2 separate regions of the Homo sapiens genome follow, and region 1 is linked to region 2. A link is a contact called in ENCODE Hi-C data. All regions are on one chromosome and are shown on one strand. Each heading gives the region's core, a stretch centred on a gene start or an enhancer-like site at or near the end of the contact. The rest is flanking DNA. Distances are from core to core; before and after follow the strand shown. Region 1 holds the start of LINC02253 (long intergenic non-protein coding RNA 2253). Region 2 has its middle 110 kb from the start of SPATA8.

Evidence for each region. Hi-C counts contacts between places; a loop is a spot of excess contacts on that map. Pooled maps may share reads with other maps.
Region 1: a loop to region 2 is called in a map of A673, with 6 times the contacts of the local background. The contact joins the promoter of LINC02253 here to the enhancer-like site in region 2. A Hi-C loop is called at or near these places in 7 of 168 maps with a recorded cell type or tissue (A673, Calu3, GM12878 and 4 more) and 5 of 50 pooled maps.

Annotation. Positions count from the first base shown.
Region 1 is chr15:97,232,057-97,235,874 of GRCh38, forward strand. It overlaps LINC02253 (long intergenic non-protein coding RNA 2253), which reads left to right and starts at 2,236. Exons shown (of 8, transcript NR_183855.1): 1 at 2,236-2,428.
Region 2 is chr15:96,891,372-96,894,922 of GRCh38, forward strand. No RefSeq gene overlaps it. Among named protein-coding and RNA genes, the nearest start is that of SPATA8, 110 kb to the left of the region's middle. Within about 2 kb of position 2,085, at least 2 of the 41 ENCODE cell types and tissues checked have a DNase peak (open chromatin) inside an H3K27ac peak, as active enhancers do; they include A673, where a contact is called at or near this core.

The DNA.
Region 1 (3,818 bases), core at 986-3,485, 340 kb after region 2:
GGTGTGCTCCGGAAAGAGCCACCAATGAGTTTACTATCTTGTTGCAGTAAAGATATTTTCCTAATCTGGAGACATCTAAAAAGGTTCTTGAAATATGTGTTTATGTATCATTTTGAAAAAAAATACATGTCTGTGTGAGTGTATGCTTTGTATTATAAGCTTCTGGAGGATAGGAATCAAATCTGGTTAATTTGCTTTTAGGGGTACTTTATAAATTTTGGATACTTTTAAGTGAAAATTGTTTTTTAAAATAACTTATCTTGGCACAGAAACATCAGTAAAGTTGCATAGCCATATATTTTTCTCATATCAAGAAAGAGTATACATAACAAAACACAGGTTTCTTCTGCTATAAGTTATCACACCATTGCCCCTTTATCAGTTTGGGGGCTCCCTGCTACTGAACACCTCAAAATCTGGCCAGAAGTCTAGAAATAGCTACTACTATTCTCTTTTTGTAAATAAATTCCCATAGATCGAGTCAAAGGAAAAAGTGTGTTTTTCATATGTGAGTAATTTTCACTGACACACATTTCCCTGCATAGGAAGACAGTACTAATGTAGCAATCTGAAAGTCCTTGTGATGAAAGCGTGTGTCACCATGTGCAAACTGTGAAATGTAATTGAAAGTAAAATGTTTAATTAAAATGGACATTTCTGAGCCTGCTTCTGGCAGCAGCCATCTTGCTGAAAAATTATATTTGTTACACCGTCAACCTGGGAGAACAGTTCAAGAGATTGTGAGTGCCAGGTTTCATCCAAAAGTAAATGGGGTGAAAATCGGAAAGAGAGCTTAAATGCTGATCCTTTTGTAACTGTGCATGTCTCCAACACATGTGCCCTGGTACAGACCAGTCAGAACAAGGGGACCTGCCACGTGTAGCTGTTCCTAAGTCAATATTAATTATAGCAAAGCATCCTTTTCTGTCCAAATAATTGTCCCTTTCACTCACGTCAGCAAGTTTCCTTAACAATTGGGCTTTCACGTACCGTGCAGTCATTGTACAGCTTGAAATGTGAGGATACTCATCATTTCCAAAATTATTTCTCCATTGAGACCACTGGGATCTTCTTCCACCACTCCCCAATAAGAGCCACTGATCCTAGATAATTCACATACTTGAGTGGAGATGAGCTTCACTGATGTCTTCAGTGCAAATGTGAAAACTGAATTGGAAAACAAAATTCTGTCTGGCATCCAAAGGGCAGCTTCTTCTGCCTTGGGTTTCCGGTATCAAAGAGCCCCTGGCCTGAATGGGCAGGTTGGATCATCCAGGAAGTGTCACAGTTTCCAGAAATTTCCTTCTTGGAGAAAATTGTCTTTGACATTTTATAAAGGGCAAGTGAAATAAACTTTCTCTTCCATCTCTCACTTAATCCTCTAAAATCTCAGTAGCCAGTAGTGGATCCCGTGATAGAACAGAATATGTGTACTGCTTCATAAAGGCAGAAGTCCCAACTTTTATCCATTTTTCAATGTTATTAGGCTTACTTGCGCTTTTTATATGTCTACCTGCTCCTGAGTCCAGCGACCATCTCCAAAAATGAAGAAATGAAACAAACCAACAAATAGATAAATAAAAGATCTGTAAATGTAAAACCCGTTAAAAATGTAAATAGCCAAGTATTGTGGAATAAATTTAGAAGATTTGATCACTGTTCTGTAAATCATGATTTGGGCATGAAAAAAACTCTCATGGTCTAGATCCAGCAGCCATGACATTTGATCATTTTTCCCTACCTGACCTTGTTTAGTGAGCTCTTTCTCAATAATATGTTCTTTATTGCCGAACGAATGCTCTTTGAATTTACTTTCTTTATGATGTGATTAAAAATCTTCATGACATCCCTAATGATTCATCTCTTTTGGAGCTGGGCAGAAGGGTAACAATTTCTATAATGCACACATTTCATTTAAGGTGAAACCAGAAGGAGATTTATCAATCAGAACAGCGTTTTCAATGTCGTGAGAGGTGAAGCCAGCTGGACTTCTGGGTGGAGGGACTTGGAAAACTTTTCTGTCTTACAAGAGGATTGTAAAATGCACCAATCAGCACTCTGTAGCTGGGATTGTAAAACGCACCAATCAGTGCTCTGTAGCTAGCTAGAGGTTTGTAAAATGCACCAATCAGGACACTGTAAAATGGACCAATCAGCACACTGTAAAATGGACCAATCAGCAGGACATGGGCAGGAAAAATAAGGGAATAAGAGCTGCTTACCCCAGCCAGCAACGGCAAACAGCGCAGGTCCGCTTCCCGTCTGTGGAAGCTTTGTTCTTTCGCTCTTGACAATAAATCTTAATGCTGCTCTCTCTTTGGGTCCATGCCATCTTTAAGAGCTGTGACACTTACAGCCAAGGTCCGGGGCTCCATTCTTGAAGTCAGCGAGACCACGAATCCACCGGAAGGAGCAAACTCTGGACATGGTAGGGTGAACTGCAACCATTGTAAACGAATCTTCGGCACATTTTCTGCCTGAAACATCCAATAACCCTTTAAATAGGAGGTTGCTTTTAATTTGTACATGATCTAGACCACGATATTTTTCCTCTGACAACAAATGTAAAATTTAGCCTAAGCCATAATATGGAAATTTTTAGTGAATATGGAAAGATATTAGCTAGATTATTTTACGTATGTTAAGTAAAATAGACTACTTAATTTGAACTTAGATTAGTGGTTGTTTCCTGGGTTTTGCCATTTATCATTAAAATTTTTAAAGAGATTTCAGGGATGCTAAGATGAGAAATCCTCTTCTTTTTTGGGGGGGGGGGGGTTGGAATTCACTTTAGTGAGCCACCTGCTTCATACTATTAACAATATTGCCCACACCTTTGACAAGCTTTCAGTCCTAGATTTCAATGGCCTCAGCAAGGTGTTCATGATTGGAAAATCCTGAGTCCCATGGGGTAAATATCTCTCCCAAAATGTTCTAGCTCCACAGTCTTGTGAAAACAGAAAACTACATGAGCAGATTACAAACCTATTCAGGAGAAGCCAACAACAGGGGAAGAAAGCCTTCTGCAAAAATACTTTTGAACTTCAGAAGAGGAGGCACATGCTCCGTCCACGAAGCTACAACAAATAGAAGTTTTTTTTTCTTTACAGACATATGTAGAACATTTGTTTCCATTTTATTTCTGCTGTCATAATATGATGGTTTTATTCAGTTTTTAAACATGCTTCAGCTGGAAACACTACATCTTTAAATCAGGCAACCCTGGCTTCAGTGTGAATTCCCTTGCCGCACTCCCTCACCTTACCCAGGTGCATGTTAAATCAGTATTAATGACAATATCATTCTTGTGCAGTCATCTCCTGCCTGCAATTTGGTTTTAATTACCCGCCGCGTTGTCTTTCCCCCTCACTGACAGCCATTAAATAGGGAATGACACCGGAGCCATAGTTGTGTGGAATATTCACTTCGCCAGATTTCATCCCCTTCATAAAGCAGGCTGCAGTGCCTCCTAGTGGCAGAGATCAGAAAGGGAACGGTGGACTTTCTGGGCACTCTGTAGGTGAATTTGGAGATCTGGGCAGATTTGTAACTGCAATGACTATATTTAAAGAAAAAAATAAAGTTTAAAGAGCACATATTAATTAAAGGACAATAAGTGCGATTTGGTTAAGTTGTTTTAGAAATTGATATATAGCAATAAATCGATGCACTATTTAAGCCTTGTCTGACCATCTATAAAAGTGAAAATGAGGATTCAGAAACAACAAACTTGTGGAATAAAACGTAACTGACAAAGTTCTCAAGGCCAGTTGTTCAACAGAGGTGAGCTGCAAGTGCCCAGTGAGTTAGAACTTCAA
Region 2 (3,551 bases), core at 835-3,334:
AAGGTCATTGTCCCTCCCTGGCTATAAAACTATTTTTGCAACTCCTAACAAATGAAATGAGAATACCTTTCAGCTGTAGAAGGAACCTATCTCCCGCTCCTTCGAAGTCCCCCTGTTTGGCTTTGTTATTTTCTAATAACGCACTCATGTGTAAGCTAATAACGTGAACAGAGGGAAAATGAAGAGACTTAAAAAAAAAAAAAAAAAGGAAAAAAGCAGAATGAATTAGGGCAATTGAGGTCGCTCTGTTTCATTTTTGCTGGAAGGATTTTAGCCCTAGTTTTTACCTTATCGCTTATTACACAATTTACGATAAAATGAGATGTGATTCCATTCTTATTGTTGTGCTATAGTCTATTGAACATGCATATATAGAATTCATTTCAGATTTAAACACTATCTTAATTATAAACTGAATAAAATGGACAACCTATCAGGTTTTCTAAATTGCATTCTAACAAATAGTTTCATTTTTTATCACATTTCTACTGTTGACATATTGGGTATAATAATGTTCAGGGAATATTCCCTTTTAATGCAGTGTCTTAATTGTGCCAAAGTATTTCCCATGTGACAACTAATAGTTTATTTCTGACTTACAAGTTTGAGAACTTTAACCGTATGTCATGCCTTGCAATATTTTTCATGATGATCTGCTTAAATAACACTATCAGGAATTTTTTTTTGTTTTAAAATCACCTACAAATGATATATATTTTGCATATTGAAAAGACATCATAAGTATATTACATGTAACTTTCTATTTTCTTTAATAAATAATGTGATTGCTTGTATTTAGGATTCATTTACAGACACTTTTCCAACAAAAGACTTACGTACATTAAGTTGAAAATATTGAAAGAAATATCTCAATTGTGATTAAAAATGAAATACCCAGTTAATGGAATATAGAATGCAATTTTTAAAGAAAAACATATGTGCCAGAACCTGAAAAGTTAAGTCTTATTTTTATATTTACTCACTACAAACTGTGAACGTTGCTTTAAATGAAAAATACGTACCTGATTAAACATATAGTTTTAAAGTAGTCCTAAATATAGTATATTTAAAGTAATCCTTCAAAGTAATTCTGAGTTAATAGCATGGGTCCTAATCCTCAGAATGTAATGCTATGTATTCTTTAAAAACGCTGATTTGTATTCATATGATATTTTAAAATGTAAAAGAATAATCATGCTGAGAAAAATCTGACATTGGAAACTGAAGACAACATATAATTTTGTAATTAAAGGTAAATTTTTCATATGTGCAGCATTTGTTGAAGAATTTCTAACTTAAAAATCACTTAAATTTAATTTTACATGTCAAATACATAACTATTTCACTGACACAGGGGAAAGAATTTAATTAGCACTTTAATGTTAATTGTTTATTAATGTGTTAAGCTTATCAAACTGCCTCATTTAACTTAATAGATATTGCTATACTTTCGTATATTATTCTAATAAAGTATACAATTTGGATTTTTTTCCCTTCTTTTTCAAGTTCCCATGCAACACCTACACGTAAACCTGGCCAACTGGTCTGTTAGAACAGAGCGGGGTGTTTCCTGAAGTTTGAACCTAAACTATTAAATAAAACAGTTATCCTGCAAGACCCAAGAGCTATTACTGCCTACTAATGTCGTCTTGCAGATACTTTTTTTGAACAGTACACAAGAAAGTTGATTCATTTCTCTCTCTCTTTGACTATAAGTAGGGGGTTGTCCAACACACACACACACACACACACACACACACACACACACACACACAATTTTTAGTCATTTTTTTCAATTTAAATGATTTGCTATCACAGTTACTCCATCTTTTATCTCTAAAATAGTTTCAACCCTGTTAATGTGTGCATGTACTTTTTTCTTATCAGCCTCTCAGCAGCATTTGTGATTCATAGCAGCCATCAAAGTGATAATAAACTCATTCACAATACTAACAAACACGGGGCTCCCAGTTATTTACGAGGCAAATTCACTGCAAGGCTGGGCTGTGGAACGGGAGAATCAAGATGGTGTTGATTGATAAATTGACAGGTTAATTTACAAGTGGATAATAGGAGTTAGACCCAGAGGGAAAGAAGGAAGGTCTGAATTCTAGCTTGGTTGCACTGCCATCTGTCTTATGCCCAGAAAGCTGCAGGACTGCTGGCTGGCAGGATCAAATACATACACATTCTTCATAACTTAAAGACAAAGACCTCCATTTACTGCTTTTTGATGGGTTTGTTGCCTTGGTTCTTCACACAATTGACCCTCAATATGTCACAAACAGTGCCACGTCTCAGTGTTTTTTATAAGTGCCACTTAGAACATGACTTAGAATAAGTTATTCTGTCAGTTTCACAAAAACAATGAACAAAATTGCTTTCAAGACTATATTTCACAAATATTAATTGTCATTGGATTGTTGAAGAGTGAATGCATTCTTTCAGATTTCCAAAGCCTCTGAGATGTCCTTGTTCTAGGATGTACATCGCCCCCCACCACCCCCACAAAAAACACACATATACCTTTTCTTTTTCATCCTTGGTATTTAGATGCTATCGGTCTAGCTATTTACAAGATAGGGTAAAGCAAATTGTATGAATCTCATGTTAAACATTTGCATCACTGTTTTTCCTAGAGTTTTATTGTTGTAAATTTGAACATATTTCATAATTTTAAACAATAAGTTTACAAAGTTCTTTTCAAAATGGAGTACTAGTGCATTTGTTTATGTTTCATTTCCAGTGAAATATTTTATTGTACAGGCCAGCCATTTTTATTTTAGTTTTGTAGGAACAGGCCATTAAAAATCTTTTAGGTCTTGTGTAACAGGGACATATTATCATAAGTTCTCAGGAAATTGCCTCGATTGGGCTAGTGCCACTGTGAGTTAGATGGCAAATTTGCAACTACTGTCACTTTGGGAGAAAACCTAGTCTTTGGTCTTTTAAAATTGGTTGGTTAGCAGCAGTGGCTATGCTGGGGGCCTCCAAAATTGCCGGGCTGTGGTTCTTACTTGCCAGCACTTATAATTCTGAAAGTCGCCGGTCTCAACCCAAACCTTTTCTCCCCATATCGCTACATTGTAGGCGAACACCCTTCTCAGATTCCAAATCCATTTAATGCTTAGTTCATGTTAAAACTTGGTAGGTTTGAACAAATACTGAGGAGTTCAACACATTTTCAAAGGAAATTGAAAAAGGCACAAAAGAGCATGTCTGCTCAGCTTCTGCAATTCATTACGAAATGCCAACACTAATACTATTTTTAAACAGATTGCTCCTATTAATCAAGGTATTAAAATAAACTATTAAAATTATGCCTCTAGTTGAGTAACATGAGAAAGCCCATGGAAAATATCTGGTCAAGAATGAATGTCAGAAAAATAAAAACAAATAACTTTGCATGCATGGAATTTTATGGTGTCACAAGGTTAAAAATGTCCCCTTAAAGGGTAAATATCCTTTGAAAAGAAAATGCATTTATGTGTGAATGGGAGGTTGAATGGCCTTTACTGCTTTGTTTAAACATAGACAATCATCTTTGTAAT